2 separate regions of the Homo sapiens genome follow, and region 2 is linked to region 1. A link is an interaction called in ENCODE POLR2A ChIA-PET data of the cell type or tissue named here. Cell type or tissue: GM12878. All regions are shown on one strand. Each heading gives the region's core, and the rest is flanking DNA. Links, peaks and the distances in the headings are about the cores only. Region 1 overlaps ABHD12 (abhydrolase domain containing 12, lysophospholipase). Region 2 has its middle 54 kb from the start of VSX1.

Evidence for each region. ChIA-PET counts read pairs that join two places held together with the same protein. Peaks named below come from ENCODE experiments on the same cell type or tissue, not always from the same donor. Only the 100,000 strongest peaks of a DNase experiment are listed, where the experiment ranks them.
Region 2: POLR2A ChIA-PET joins it to region 1 with 8 read pairs; 3 of 35 experiments call an interaction of 5 or more read pairs at or near these places.

What each region holds. Positions count from the first base shown.
Region 1 is chr20:25,315,462-25,323,791 of GRCh38, forward strand. It overlaps ABHD12 (abhydrolase domain containing 12, lysophospholipase), which reads right to left. Exons shown (of 13, transcript NM_001042472.3): 3 at 7,864-7,969; 4 at 4,738-4,857; 5 at 1,587-1,617. Among named protein-coding and RNA genes, the nearest start is that of ABHD12, 71 kb to the right of the region's middle. RefSeq lists enhancers at 1,516-2,125, 3,239-3,298, 3,329-3,568 and a silencer at 3,919-3,998. In GM12878, for the core only: no CTCF peak of the experiment used is centred there; a DNase peak (open chromatin) is centred at 3,330; H3K27ac peaks cover 3,194 bases.
Region 2 is chr20:25,131,725-25,140,054 of GRCh38, forward strand. No RefSeq gene overlaps it. Among named protein-coding and RNA genes, the nearest start is that of VSX1, 54 kb to the left of the region's middle. In GM12878, for the core only: a CTCF peak has its summit at 7,574 (motif pointing right); no DNase peak of the experiment used is centred there.

The DNA.
Region 1 (8,330 bases), core at 48-8,047:
GCTGACCTCTTTCATTTAGCTCACTCCTCAAACACCCACCCCTGTGCCCTTGCTGGGGTGTGCCCAGAGCAACATGGGAGGCTGCCGCACCATCATGTCACCCAGAATCACAGCTCCCTTCTTTGGGGGGGTTGTTGGGTGCTTCCCCAGGGCAGCCTGCACTTCCTTGCCAGCTCCTAGCCACCGCAGAGGCTATAACCAGAGCCAACCTGCTCCAGCCCTGTTGACCTCAGCAGGATGAATCATTTCTTTTAACAGAAAACTGAAAAAAGGACCAATCACTTCTCAAACTCTCCCCACCTTTCCTGACTTAATGCAATGTACTCCACGGGTAAAATCCTCCAATAGCTCAGAGCTGGGTGTGCCCCCGCCTCTGTCTGTGCCCCTGCCTCTGTCTGTGTTCCCTTCTGCCCTGTGGGCCAGTGCAGATGGCCCTCTGAGGGGAGGAGAGTGAGGCTGTTTCAACAGTATCTCTTGGGCTCCAAGACCCAGACAACCAGATGAAGAACAAAACCAAGCAACCAAGCACAAGTGAAGGTCTGCACGCCCTGCCCTAGGCACCCCCTGCATGTGGGGAGACCTGCAGGCGCTCCCACTGTGTGCCTGGAAGCTGATTCAAGTCCCACCTGCAGCCCTTGCTGGGGTGAGCCTACGACCTGGCAGTCAGTGTAGCACCTGGAGCACCTGGTTTCTCTTTTCCTTTTTTTTTGTTTTTTGAGACGGAGTCTTGCTCTGTTGCCCAGGCTAGAGTGCAGTGGTGCCATCTTGGCTCACTGCAACCTCCGCCTCCCAGGTTTAAGCAATTCTCTGCCTCAGCCTCCTGAGTAGCTGGGATTACAGGCGCCCGCCACCACGCCTGGCTAATTTTTTTTGTATTTTTAGTAGAGACGGGGTTTCACCATCCTGGCCGGCTGGTCTTGAACTCCTGACCTTGTGATCCACCCATCTTGGCCTCCCAAAGTGCTGGGATTACAGGCGTGAGCCACCACACCCAGCCGTCTCTTTTCATTTTATACACAAGTAACGTAACATTGAAAAACAATTTCCAGTGCTGCTTATGTAGTCTGCCAATATCTGCACTTGGTCTACAAAGCCCATACATTCTGATGTTGGGGCCCAGGCCTAGAAGCAGTGTGATGGGCAGTCACAGCAGAGGCAGCCAAGGCCCTACCTTCCAGCACGCCCATCCAAAGGCAGTGTTAAAAAGCTCAACACGCCTGTCATCCCAACACTTTGGGAGGCCAAGGTGGGAGGCCCAGGAGTTCGAGACCAGCCTGAGCAACATAGGGAGACCTCATTTCTACAAAAAAACAAACAAAAATTAGCTGGGCGTGGTGGCGGCATGCACCTGCAGTCTCAGGAGGCTGAAGCAGGAGGATAGTTTGAGCCCAGGAGGTCGACGCTGCAGTGCGCTGTGACTGTACCACTGCACTCCAGCCTGGGCAACAGAGGAGGAGGACCCTGTCTCACACACACAAACAGCCCAGCAATAGTTAACTCTCAAGCTGTGAGTCTGGTGACTCCCTTCACTTCCTGCCCTGGAAAGAACAGCCCAGGGAACAGGTGTGGGTGCTGCCTGCACTCACCTTGTAAAGCTCCACGCGGTGGTCGCCTCCTCTGGAGAAGAAAACAGGACATGGTGTGAGCACATCTTCTCAGAGTTGGGCCCCAGGTCAACTTGTCCTCCATACCCCAAACCAGGGGGAGGCCAATGAAAGAGGGCAGAACCTCTTCCTTGGGTCCCCCTAAGTAGCCCCACACTCGCCTCTGGCAGTGCTGTGCCAAGGGGGAGATGGTCTTAGCACTTTGGGGGAGATTTCTTAATGACTGCTTTTATTTTTCAGTAGGTAATGCACACCTACAGCCCCAAACTAGAAAGACACTAAAGGAAACACAGCAAGGCCTCATCCACCACACCCCAGACCCTCCCAGCTTCCCTGTGCCAAGGACACCCTGTGTAGACAGAGGCTGTGCTCCAACAGGACCCGTATGGGCGACTTCTGCCCTCACTTCTTGCTCCGCACGTCTCAGCCGACCTTCAGAACTCTGCTTAGCCACACCACCCTGGCCTCTCATGGTCATCTTGACTGTTTCCCACCTGGCACTAACTTCTGTTTGCTGCTGTGGCCACCCTGCCTTACAGCCCTTCACATGTGTGTGCTCTGCACATGGGATATGCTCCTAGAATCTCCCCAGGGAGGCCCTGAAGTGCCGGAACGGCTGCCTCCCGCCCCTCACAGCCAACTACAGCTTCACCGTGCATGTCGCTACTGAGACTAAGTGGGCTCGGCACACACCCTCCCATTTGTACTTCCTTGTCTGAGGCCTGTCTAGGCTCCCTTCCCTCTTTCTTTCCAGTTGTTGGCCAGCTGTTAACCTGGACCGACCCCACAGCAGGGACATGGGCCACCTGGGAGGAGGGCGGGTCCACACTCTCCACACTCCCTAGCCGTGCTCCTCCTTCCTCAGGAGCGGTCTCAACATTTCAGGTATGGGGGCGGGAGTGTTGCTGGTTGGACACCAGGATGAGATGGAGGAGGAAGCCAATAAAGTACAGAAACAAAAATATAAAGGGTCAGGTGCGGTGGTTCACACCTGTAATCCCAGCACTTTGGGAGGCCGAGGTGAGCAGATCACTTGAGCTCAGGAGTTTGAGACCAGCCTGGTCAAATGGTGAAACCCGTCTCTACTAAAAATACAAAAATTAGCTGGCCATGGTGGTGGGTGACTGTAATCCCAGCTACTCGGGAGACCGAGGCAGGAGAGTCACTTGAACTCAGGAGGCTGAGGTTGCAGTGAGTCAGGATTGTGCCACTGCACTCCAGCCTGGGCAACAGAGTGAGACTCTGTCTCAAAAATTAAAATAAAAAATAAAGGAATGAGTTTCAAGGCAAGGAGGAAACACTGCAAAATATTTTCAGTTATCATTGTAAGAGTTCACAGTGGCTCTAAGTTTCTAAAATTTCCTACATTAAGCAAAAAAGGAACAGTTGCTGGGAATCCAGGGGGTCTGGACCTCAGGGGGACCCGGGTGGTGGATCCCGCAGACCAGCGAAACCCCAGTGGGATGCACAGGACAAAGAAAGCAGGCAACGTGGGGGTGGCGAGGACTGCAGCCAGGCAGTCTCTGCAGGATTGGGAGGGGGCAGCAAACACTGAAAGTCACGGCATCCCTTTCTAACCTAAAGTTATAGGCAGGATCTTTTTTTTTTTTTTTTAACCATGTGATGGGCACTGCAGAACTGAACCTTATTCACAGCCAACCACAGTTCTGTCATTTATAAAAAGATGCTGCAAGAGCTGTTTGTAGCCACTTGCTCTTTGAAAAGCAGAAGAGAAACCCTCTGCAGCTTGTCCCAGACAAAGAAGAAAGGAAACTGTGCAGCACATGCATGATTCTGTAGCTAGACACGCCATCCCTGACACAGAAACCGCTTCACGGGCCATGCCGCCAGGCTCTTTCAGCAATGCTCTCTGCAGGGTTCCACCATGCAGACCCCACCTAGGCCTGCTTTCCCTTCCAGAAGGGCCCAGCACAGCTCTCCTTGCTGGCTCTGCCTATAAAATGTTTGCCCCCAGCCCTGACATACCCTGGTGCCACACGGGACCTCGGCCCTGGCCCCGCAGCAGCCCTGTCTCCGTGCTGGGTCTGCCTCTGTGCTGGCTCCTGGCTGCCTCTCTCACACACGAAGACCTTGGTGGTTTTCAAACAATGCTTTGTTCAGAAAATGTATCCCCTCCGCACCCACCCTGGGTTCTCCCACAGAGGCTCTTCTGAACAGCAATCACATGGTGTGGAAGGAGCACCCTTTTAAGGCAGGGAGGCCAACTCCAGGGCAGCCAGTGGAAAGGACAAGCCATTAGACCCACTCAGGAAAAGCATCTGAGATAAAACTGGGCAGGGCTGATTAACCAAAGAGTGCATGAACTTCAGCAACAGCCCGTTAGGGTGAGCAGAGAGCTCACACTGTAGGGTGGCCTGCAAAGACCCCAGCACCTGGTGCTTTCAGCCTCTCCCTCCTGCCCCTTCTCAGCACCTGCCACTTTTTTCCAGGAAGTGTGCCACCTCCTCCAGGGCTGCCCTGGCTCCGGCTTCACCTGTCTGCCACCTGGAGCTATCTTACAGGTAACAAAGATCTGCCTGCCACTTCAGGCAGCATGACAGATATAGAGAAAACAAGCTGCCAGTGAGCTGAAGCCGCCCATTCCCAAGAGCGCGAGGCACCCACAGCCAAGTGCCACTATGACCCCTCCTCGGAGGGACCCCAAAGCCCTCACTCTCCAAGAAACCCTGCTCCCCAAATCACATACCAGCAGATGCTGTGACCTTTGAGATTACAACAAGGAGAAAAAAACATGCCCCTCTGGCTGGGGAGCTCAGCTCCTGACTGAGACTCAGCCTCCTTCATCCCAATCCAGGCTGCAGCTCCAGATAGGGGACGGTCTGCACACAGCTTCCCACACTTGGTCCCCACGGAACACAGCCGTGCTGGCCTCAGCCTGTGGGAACCCTGCTTCATGTAAACGTCACCTAAACTCCGCCTTCCCTCAACCCCTTCAGAACTCTGCCTTTCCCTTCGTTCTTGGGAGGCTCTCCCTCATTGCAGTGGGTCAGTACACCCAATTTTGTGGGACCGCAGGTTGCTCCTGCTGGTTTCCGGCAGACCGGGCCAGGACATTCCCACCCCAAAAAGGAGCCATGCTCCACAGCAAAGATGATGGGCTCCTCTCCCTCACCTGGTACCTGCGTTCCCATGCAGGTACAGAATGATAGGGTGGCTGGAAGCCAAGGCATCCTCATACCACATCTGGTCTTTGCCTTGGGCGTTCTTCCACCAGACTGCAGGGACGGTGTGCCTGCAGACAGAAGCAGAGGGGAGCGCAGGATCAGATGTCCCTTCTGTCCTCATCCTGGCGACTGCACGTGGTGTTACTTAATCAGCTCAAGTCCAGACAGCAGGGAGCTGCAGACCCCATCTAACTACAGGGGAACAGATGGGGGTGGGTGGTAGAAAACTATCCCCATCACTAGAATCAATAACCACGGAACTGCAGGCTGTGTGGATGGCACTGACAGCTTCAGCAGGAGCGTTCCCTGACTGGCAGGCCAGCCTCCTCTGGGCCACAAAGGCTTGCAATGTGCCAGTTACCACTGGGGCCTGGCAGAGAAGCAGCACTTAGTCCATCTTGAGTAATAGCATTTTCCTCATACGTGCCCCACATCCCAGTTAACCCCATGCTTAAATTGTCCACAGTTTAACTCACAATGGATTTTAAACAGTACATGCTGTCACATTTGCTAATTCAGCAACACCAATGTTTGTGAGCCAGACTAGAAACCGGGCCATCGCTGACGCCATTTCTAATGTCAAGTATGCACCACCTTCCCAGTCTGCTCATGGTCCACACCTGGCTGGGCACTCTGAAGCTGCTGGTCTATCTAGCCAAACCCTCCTTCAGAGAGATACTGAGGTTAATTTTAACTCAGGCCACATCGAATACTGTTAATCACTGGGGAGGGTCCAAATTAATCACTTTTCTGTAAAGCTTATTCAAATTCATTCTGGATACCAGTGACAAGAATCTTTAAAAAAATTTAATGGCCAACTTCTTATTTTCTAGATCTTAAGCTTCAGCATCTCATTTCTAACGTCTCTCTCTGATCCGTTCAAAAGGATCACTTTTGGGATGGTTCTAGTCACTATGATCATCACTCCCATACAGTTATAAATTTGAGGGATAGGACGTCACATTTTGAAGGTGCTGGGAGCAGATGTGCTTCCAGTAGCCAGCCGCCCCAAACCTGGGCTCCTGACAAAGAGCCAGGGAACTCCTAGCCAGCAGAGAAACCCATTCCTGGGCCTCTCCTCTCAGCAGACAGGCGATGGCCAGGCATGGCCAGGAATGGCCCCCAGGCTCCACTCTAGGCCTTGAGGCCCTCCTTTCAGGAAGCTGGTGGGAGGGTCTGATGAAGCGATGGTGGGGGCAGTTGGTGAGCTGGGCCTGCTGCTGCCTGAGGGCCCAATGTCATTGTGACTGCCTAGGGCATGAGAGTGGGCAGCAGCCGCACTCACCAACACGCACCCACCAACACACAGCAACACACAGCGTGGCTGTCACTGCCTTGACACTTGCCACTGACATCACTAAACAAAACCTTTTCTGGTAGCTGATAATGTATGCAGGAGTTGTTAGTACTTCCAGCCTAAGTCTCACCACCATAAACACCCTCCTGCAATAGGACAGACTCATGTTAACCAAGAAGAGGGCTGACCAAGTCCCACTCAGCAGCTCTGTGCAAAACAAGTCATGCTTCAGACAGAAACCTGAGGAGTCCCACAGTCACACATTGGTCAGTAAATGCTAGATTAAATCAAATCAGGAAGTGACAAAAGACTTTAATCCCAGCACCAACTACTAAGAACAAAAATCTCCCTTCTTGTTTTATGTTCTTTACCAAGGACCACTGTTAGAAATGTCTGAATGTTCTCTCATCCACACTGGGAAGCTACTCACAGCATTTCATTTAGAAGCTTCTCACATACACAGTGGTTTTCTGAGACAGTGGAAAGCGACGTTATGGCTACTGAAAAATAAATTCAGCTAGATAAAAGGGCTGTGATTCAGGCTCACTTCTCAGAGAAAAACGGAAATGCTACAGTGAGGTTGGTCAATTTTAATTCAGCTGTTCAGAAGCACCACTTGTGTACAGAAGAAAACATTAAAATGTATTCCAAGGAGACACAGAGAAGTCACAAGGCTTATGTCCAGTGTAAACTTATGGCTTAAAAAAGTAAATACTCAGAAGACAGCCAACACCATCATCATCAGCTGGTGCGAAGCTATATGTGAAAAGAAATCAAGCTGTTTTCAGTATCTAGATGTTCACCTCTTGGAAAAGATATATATATATATATATATTTTTTTTTTTTTTTGAGACAAGAGTCTCGCTCTGTTGCCCAGGCTGGAGTGCAGTGGCATAATCTCAGCTCACTGCAGCCTCTGCCTCCTGCGTTCAAGCAATTCTCTTGCCTCAAACTCCCGGGTAGCTGGGACTACAGGCGCGTGCCACCATGCCCAGCTAATTTTTGTATTTTTTTTTCAGTAGAGACGGGGTTTCACCATGTTGTTTAGGGTGGTCTCGAACTCCTGATCTCAAGTGATCCACCCGTCTCGGCCTCCCAAAGTGCTGGGATTACAGGCGTGAGCCACCGCGCCTGGATGGAAGATATATTCAAACCAGTGTTTGTGATTCTTCCCTTATATTCTCTTTTTTTTGGACACAGAGTCTTGCTCTGTCATCCAGGCTGGAGTGCAGTGGCGTGAACTCAGCTCACTGCAACTTCTGCCTCCTGGAGTCAAGTGATCCTCCTGCCTCAGCCTCCCAAGTAGCTGGGATTACAGGTGTGCACCACCATGCCTGGCTAATTTTTGTATTTTTAGTAGAGATGGGGTTTCACCTTGTCGCCAAGGCTGGTCTCAAACTCCTGGACTCAAGTGATCCACTTGCCTCAGCCTCCCAAAGTGCTGGGATTACAGGTGTGAGCCACTGTGCCGGCCACTTATATCCTGTTTCTAGCTTCTTTGTTTGCTTTTCGTTTTTCCTAGAAACAAGTCTCTCTAAAAATAATAATCTGTTCACAAAGCCTTTGCTGTTTTGAAAGGCTGGGAATAGAGTTTAAAGCCATTGAATCCCTCAACATTAGGATGGATCAAATGTACTGAGATCTTTCCTTTAGGAAAGGAAGAGGTGAAGATAAAAATGAACAACATTTCAGAGGCCAATGTCAAAGACAGCACCAGCTCAGTCATGTAGGGTCCTTTCCTGCTGCTGGAGGGGCTGCAGAGCTCACTGGCACTCACCAGACTCCAATGGTCACGTCTTCCTCTGGCTGCAGGTAGTAGTTACACGTGTGATTCAAACCTTGATCCTGTGGTTTTTTCAAATCAATGAAATAGGGAACTCTTACTGTAGGAAATAAAGAGATGGAAATTAGGATTACTGGTGGATGAATACACACATGTACACACAAACATGCATACTCACACACGTGCACAGATATGCATCCACACGTGCACACACACACATGCACACCCACATGCACACACTGCAGAAGCTCTCAGAAAGCACCAAGTCCTTTTCCTGTGCAATCTTACAATGGTGCCAGACCTGCAGGCCCAGCCTCAGGCAGGGTATGGGCTGAGGCCAGCCAGCATGGGCAGGGACAGAGACTGCAGTGAGGGCAAGGTCTGTGTAGAGACTGGAACGCTAAGGTCTAAGGTCATTCTAGGTGTGAGAAGATGCAAATGAGGGAAGGAAAGATCCCCAA
Region 2 (8,330 bases), core at 65-8,064, 180 kb before region 1:
TACAGACAATACGAATTTATTGCTCACAGTTCTGGAGACTGGGAAAGCCAAGATCAAAGCACGAGCAGATTCAATGTTGGGTGACAGCCTGTTCCTCATAAATGGTAACTTCTAAGTGTCCTCACATGGTGGAAGGGGCCAGAGGCTCCTTGGAGCCTCCTTTATAAGGGCACTACTCCCACTCATGGGGGAGGGGGGAATCCTTATAACCTAATCACCTCCTAAAGTTCCACCTTCTATACCATCACATTGAGTATTAGGTTCCAACATATGAATTTGGGGGGTGGGGGTGTATCTGAGTCCAAACTCACTCTGCTCACCACACGACAGCCAATAAGTCACGAGCAAGGAGCTGGGGCAAAGAAAATCACTTATTTCAGAAAGTCAGCAAACCAGGAAGATGGTGACTAGTGTCCTAAAGCACCATCCTAAAAGGCATGAATCCCAAGCTTCTTTTTATATTGGGAAAGGGGGAACAAGAAGGGGTTTGAGATCAGGAGATGACTGATGACCACAGACATCTTGGAAGCAATGAGGATCTGAGGAGGTTGTGAAACATCTGTCCTTGGTGAGGTTACAATCCTCCTATAAATCCTTAACACAAAATTGTTACTTGTGTGTGCACCCTATTTATCTCCTTGGGGGTTAGTTTTGTAAAGAAACTATTGTCATCCTTGCTTTAGTAGTTAGCTTGGCCCATGTGCAAGAATGAGCAAAGACAGTTAATTGGTGAGGGTAGAAGGCAGACGGAGTCAGCTATGTTCCATTTCTCTCACTGTTACGGGGGCACCAACACTCAGACCAGAGCACAAGCAAAGGTGTGTCTAGAACTCCAGGGCCAGAGGTCCCAAAGGATCTAGAAGGTGTAGAAGGACCAATACTCAAGGTCAACACATAATCCAGACAAGGAGAGCTTCTGGTTCAGTCATGTTGGTTAACATAAAAACATTGTGTACAAAGTGTTACGTAGAAATAGAAATGCATCACATTTAGTTATACAGCTGATGAAGCCAATCCTACAGAAAAATGTAAAATGTTATGAAAGTCGGGCTGTTCCAGGAAAGCCAGAGCATCGGTGACTACCCGTGCCCATGAGAGGCTTCCCTAAGAAACCGGAGTGTTCACAAGAGGGCAGGCGCCGCTGGAGGGCTGGGGCTCGGGAGGCCTTTAACGCTTTTGCCTGCTGACCTTGGAAGCAGCCCCCACAGCCAAGGCTCTCCGTCCCCACAGCTGACTCTCATCTGGGCCCTCCCTGGCAGGAAACTCTTGTCTCTGTAGGGTCGGCCAGTTTCCCCCATGTTTCTACTACAGGAGAGCAAAGCAGAAAAGTCCCCATCCTTGGTAAGTAGAGTCCCTCTTGGTCTTGGGTCCCGCCCTGGCCATGCACTTTCCTTCCTTCAGTCTGAACTGCCCTTGCCCCACTCAGTCCCCGGGCTTCAAGCTTCCTGCAGCTGAAGCTGCACGATGAGATCCCAACAGTTGGCACTACCTGAGCCTGCCCTGGGCCTGTTTCTCTCTTGACCCTCTGAACATTCTCTTGGGCATATTCATCCATTCCAAAAGGTTCAGCCAGTCTCACCACACCTGCCAGTGACTCCCAAACCCAGACCAGCAGTCTGGTTTCTGTCCTGAGTCCCGACTGGAATCCAGATGCCTGCTCAGCACAGACAGCTCAGCTCAGTGGTCAAGCCCGCCCGCCACCTCTGCTGGGTCACTTCTCCCCACGTACACCAGGAATGCAGTGCCTACCTGAACTTTCCCTGAACCCCACATGCAATTAGTCCCCACATCCCCTCCTAACCAGCTCTTGGGGCCATGCCTCCTCCCAGACCAGGGTTACCACCCATTGCAGGCCCCGTCCTCTCCCTTGGATTCCATGGTGCCTCCTACAGTCTCCCTGCACTTGGTCATTGCCTGCTGGGACCATCTCAAGACCAGCTGACCCCTTTATTCCCCTACTGAAAACCCTCCATGGCTCCCACTTGTCTTTGGATGAAACACATTTCTTAGCTCCTCTCTTTGTTATTTCCCCCATTCCAGCCTCACCTAACCCCACAGAGGCCACAATCTCTGCCCCCTCCAGCCTGCCCTCCTGGAAGCCCCCTCCTCTTTCCTTCCTTCCCAACTCCTGTGCATGGTTCCAGCCTTGGCCAAGAGTCCTCTCCTCCAGGAAGCCCCTGCATCCCCGCTGAGCCAGGCACCTTCCTTTGAGGTCCTTTGCACTCTGAGAGGCCTCCAGCCAGGTGCGTGGGAAACAGGAAGAGCCTCCGTGCATGCCGGTGGAGCGGCTGAGGCCTTGGCGATCGTGGGCATATGCTGCTTGCACGCTGTGTGTTCCATGAGCAAACCATTCAGCCTTTCTGAGCTTCAGTTTCCCTCTCTGTGAAATAGAGATGGTAAATGTGCTTTAAAAAAATAATAATAAGGTTGTTGTTAGTGTAACTGCACAGTGCCTAGCATATAACAAATGCCTGATAAACATCATGAAATGGAGTAAAAGTCATTACAGATACCTAAACCCTCCATCTTAGAAAAGCTGAAAACACAGACCTGAGAAGAAGGAAGTAGTTAGAAAAGTCTATAAATGGGTCTCTGTAACAATGGCTCAGGTAGCCATGTTACTTACTGTGTTTTTCAGGCCGTGCAGATAATGGCTTCAAAAGAAGGAGGCACCTAGAGGGAGAGACCAGAGGGCCAAGTTGATGCCCAAAGAGATAAAAGCAAGAAATGGTCAGCAAGGGAGACAGCATCTGAATTTATGAAATAGCAGTTACCTCACTGGGTCTGGAAAGAGAATGGAAAGCATGTAAAGCACCACCAGATGGAAATGGCGTGGGCTCCAAAAATGTCCCCACTGCACACAACCCCCGAAACCCCTCTCAGGAGCACAGTCAGGTCTGACCTCTGCAGAGCAAGACTGGCTTTTTGTGTGAGTTCAGGCCTCATGCTTCAGGCCTACCCCTCCTAATGGACTGCCACGCACACATTCATGAAGTCTTAGCAGCCCAAATGGGGAGCTTCAGAGAGCCCCCCTCCCAGCTCAGCTTGTGTGCGCCCCCTCCTCATTCTACCACCCAGGTCATCCCCATGGAACACGGGGTGCAAGGAGCCAGCAGACACCCCAGAAGGTCCTGACAAGTGACGACAAAGAGAGAGGAAGTTGGAAGACCCGGATTCCAGTGCCAACCCCGTGGCTCACCATCGGCCGTCCTCCAGTCTCCATTTCAATCATCAAGAAAATGGGAGGGTACAGTAGATAGATTTATGTATTGCGTGTTTCAACTTTATTCTTGGAAAAGAAATACATGCAGATGGTTCAACTTTAAAATTACAAAAGGATATTCGGCAGCGAGTATCCCTCCCACCCCTGCCCCTGCCTGCATCACCCCTCCTGGAGGCAGCCAGCCTGTGCGCACTTCAGAGGTAGTTCATGCATTTACTAACAAGTGCATCCTTTGCTTTGTTTACACAAATGGCAGTTCCCACACACACCTCCCACACTTTGCATCATTTACTCAACACTGCGCCTTGGAGACTGTCCAGTGCACACACACAAGTGCTATCTCGTTTCCTTTTCTTGAGACTGTCGTCCACTCCCTGGAGGCACTGAAATTCTGGGTAGCTTCTCAGGGTCCCTTCCAGCTCTGAGATTCCACGTTGTCCATTCAAATGTGTCTTTCAGCTGCCCACAGTGGGCTGAGGTGGGCACCCCTGCCACAGAGGAGGCTTCGCCTCTCCTCCCCTAGAGGTGCTCTGGAGAGGAACCCCTCCCATAAACCAGGCCACTCCTCACAGCAGACCTGGGACAGTCACTTTCTAGCCAGGTGGCAGACTGGCAGGCAAACTGAACCTGAACATCTTTGTTTCTAGGCTGTGAGGGACAAGGTTTCCATGACTACATGGGAGATTCCCAGCAAATTCACCCCACAAAATACCCAAACACATTTTAGGAAATGCCTGGCCAGAAAGGACAGCCCTCACCTTTCGCCAGAGCTGGTCTGGTCCCTGTGTCAGGATAACATCCCACTAGCCTGGTTTGTCTCTTAGAAAAGGAAAAGAGAATTAGGACAAAAGAGGCCGCATCCTCATCTGGTGCCGGGGTTCCCTTTTCCAGCTACAAAAAAAGCACTGGGGTCAGCCTACAGAACTGCCGAGAGCCCCACGGAAGTCTCAGGCAGACCACACGCTTGCTGGCGACCCTCGTCATCCAGCAGGGATCCAGGAGGAGAGAGGGGGAGCGAGCACCACAAAGTGTAGAGGAGAGAGGTGGGCAAGCAGGCAGAGACAGAGGGAGCAGACCGAGCCAGGGAAGTGGGCGTCTGAGGCCGAGCAGGAAGATGGGGAGCACAGAGACTGTTAAAGACACCAGAGGCCCCAGACCTGAGAAACAATGGCACAGAAAGGGTATCTGGAGCAGAGAAAGACTGATTAGTAAGCCAGTAATTAGCAGTTACCTAATGCTGCATAGCTAAATATCCATGACTTAGTGGTCTCAAACTGCAATCACAGTTTCTGTGGGCCAAGAATTCACTAATAGTCTGGCCGGGTGGTTCTGGCTTGGAGTCTGCTACAGACTGAATGTGGCCCCTGGAAAGCATGTGCTGGAAACATAATCCCCAGTGCAACAGTGCTGGGAGGGGGCTGCTGAGTGGTGATTAGACTGTGAGGGCTGTGCCCTCTTGAATGGATTAATTCTGTTATCATGAGAATGGGTTTGTTATCTCAGTAGTGGATTCATTATAAAAGAACAAGTTTGATCCTCCCTCTCTCTGTCTCTCTCCCTCCCCCTCCCTCCTTTTGCCCTTCCACCATGGGATGATGCAGCAAGAAGGCCCTTGACAGATGCTGGGACCCTAATCTTGGACTTCCCAGCCTCCAGAACCATGAGCCAATAAATTTCTGTTCATTATAAATTGCCCAGTCTATGGAATTCTGTTATAGCAGCACAAAGCAGACTAACAGGGCTGCAGTCAGATGTCAGCCTGGGCTGCATCATTTGAAGGCTCTGCTGTGGCCAGGGGATCCACTGCCAAGGCAGCCCTCACTGGCTGCCGAGCTGGTGCTGGCTGCTGGCAGGAGGCCTTAGCATCTCTCTGTGTGGGCCTCCCCAGGGCTGCTTGGGCGTCCTTTTGGCATGTGGCTGGCTTCCCCCAGCATGAGTCACCCAAGAGAGCAAGGCGGGAGCTGTAGTGCCTTTTCTGACCCATCAACATTCTGCTGGACACAGAGGCCAGCCCTGATTGAATGTGGAAAGGACTGCATGAGAGTGTGGCTCGAGGAGGCCAGAACCATTGGCAGCCACCTGGGAGACTTGGCGATCACAGAGAGAGGGAGACAAGACATTGTATGGAAACTGTGAGTGGCTGTGTCAAGCTCATAATATTCCATAAACATGGGTGGGGAAGATAAGGATGAATGATTAGCAAGGAAAGGAGAAAAAATAAAAAGCAAACCTTGTGCTTCCACTGGACAGTGGTACCTGAAACTTTTTCTTTTCTCACCTTCCTTGTTATTTTAAATGATTTTAAATAATATCAGTAATGCATGCATGTATCTTCACAATAAGAATGTCCAACAAAGCTCTCCTTAACCAAACCACCTTGAATGCCACCCCTCCCCAGAGGTCATCACTGTAATCATGCTGAGTCACATCCCAGGACTTGCCTTCACAGCTTTCCTTGTATATTGCAGTGTTTGTGTGTGTGTGTGTGTAGGAAATGAATTTCATTTCATGAAAAATGTAATTCCATTTTGTATTTTTTTACATAAATTGTATCATATCATATCATTGCTCTTAGAATTTTTTCCACTTAATTGATACGTCTTGGACATCATTGTGTGCAGATACGTAAGTCGATCTCATTCTTTTTGACCACTGCATGGCATTCCACAGTGTGGCTGCACCATGATCGTAACCATTTCCCTAATGAAAAATATTTAGGTGGTTTGCATTTCTTCTATTACTAGCAGTAAATGTTGTATGTGCATCTTTGTATACTTACTTCTAGACTATTATTTCTGAATATATATGTATCTTCAGTTGTCAATTCTTAATTTTATTATGTTGTAATCAGTAAGTGTGACCTATATCATGATTTCTATTTTTTGGAGTTTGTTGATCATTTCTTTATGGCTTAACACATGACCAATTTCTGTGACTGTGCTGTGTATACTTGAAATAATATACACTCTCTGGTGGGTAAAAAGACCCATTAGCTATTATATGATGTTTTTCTCTGTTATTTAAGAGTTTTGTTTATTTTTATCTTCTTGATCTCTGTCAATTTCAAGAGCTGTGCATTAAAAATCTCACACGATAGTGGATTTTTCAATTTATCTTTGTATTTCCATCAGTTTCAATAAAAGTTGCTAATATTTATTCACCACCTGCTGTGTGTCAGGCCCTGTGATAAGGACTTAGCATATATTATCTCATCTGATCCTTACAACAGCCTATAAGGGAGGCATTATTATTATCCTTGTTTTTCAGATGAAAAACCCAAAACAAAGAGGAACCTGATATCACATACCTAAAAAGTAGCAGAGTTGAGACTTAACCTACTCTTGGCTCTAAGTATGCAGCATGGACCACACATCACAATTGCTTTTCCTGGAGCCCTGCTCTTATTTTATGTAGCCCTGAGAAAGAAAGAAAAAAGCTTTCAATTTCTATGACACGATGTTTTCTTATATATGAGAGTTTTTATACTTATCGAAAAAGTTCTTTTAGACTTTTTTTTGAGACAGGATCTCGCTATGTCGCTCAGGCTGGAATGCAAGTGGTGCAATCACGGCTCACTGCAGCCTCAACCTCCTAGGCTCAAGAAATCCTCCTACCTCAGCCTCCTGAGCAGCTGGCACTACAGGTGCACATCACCATGCCCAGCTAATTTTTTAAATTTTTTTTTGTAGAGAAGAGGTCTCACTACCAGTTTGTCCAAGCTGGTCTCAAACTCCTGGGCTCAAGCAATCCTCCCACCTCAGCCTCCCAAAGTGCTGGGATTACAAGTGTGAGCCAATGAGTCACCACACCTGGCCTTTTAGACTTATTGATAAAACATTTTGTCATAGATTTCTCTTGAGCATATACGAAAAGGACACACATGTGCCTTAAGACTTGCTTCCTCCCAGAACCCAATGCCTTTGTGTCACTTTTGAATTAGAGCCGACTCTGTCCCCTGAAGAGCACTGGGGACACAGGATTTATTTGAACATGCTCCAGTATTGTCTCCGAGGTTTTCTTCCAAGGCATTCACATCCATTCACATTGGCACTGCTGCTTTATTGATGTTACCAAGAAATGTCAACAGAAATTAGGAATCACGGACACATGCTGTTTTGCTCTCGCTCTCAGCTGTGTGTTGAGAACGCAGTCGTAGGACAGCAGGGTGATGCAGGGGAGCTGCTGGCATCGGCAGAGAGAAATGGGAAGACAGCCACATCTTCAACGGAAGGCAAGCTGCCCGATGCATGGAGACCCTGGGGCTGCCTGCACTTACACTAGCTGTTCAGACGCCATGGACACCAAGGGTATTTGAGTGGCTGAAAGGTTGACGAGGATTCCACAGGGTGGCAGCAGAACCAGGACCAGGACCAGGGGAGCACTACCAAGGAAAACCTGGACACAGCCACCTGGGGGCAGGAGCCACACCTACTTCAGTTTATGAGAAACAAGTTCACTCATCCAAACCCAAAGAATGGACTCAGAGACCCGGAGAACTGCAAAAGTGAGACTTTTAACGACAGTCTTGCAAGATAGGGTATCTGATGGACAGGCACACCCAGCACAGTTTCAACAAGCAATTTATCCCCTAGTGCACAGGTCCCTCCCCCAGTTCCTCAAATGCTGAGTACTATGGAGGTCACAGTCTTCCTGGACATCGCCTATGGGTTGGTGGGTAGGGGTTTTAGGCATTTTCTTTACAGTTGTCTTGCTGCATCTTGTTGCAGCCACAATGCATTGCAATCCTAGTTAGCTCAGGGGCTCTTCAAGTATTTCACTTATGACCTAAGTAGCTGGGCAGGCTGATAAGAACAGACAAAGTGAGCTATTTTGCAGGCTAGTAAACTTTCATCTTAGACTAAACTCCTTTGGTTCTGGTAAGGGCAACTAAGGGGGTGAGGGGCAACAAACAGGCATCAGCTCTCCAAGCAGGGGCCTAGTATATCCTGTTTCTTCTGTAGTTTGCTGACCTAAACTGATTCAAGGCACTATGTCTTGGAAATGAACCACCGTACACATTATTTCCTTCAAGTTCATCGTCATGTTCCCAGCACCCAGCACAGTGTGGGAAACAGAAACAAGAGACAGCAATGGATCCCTCAGTGCT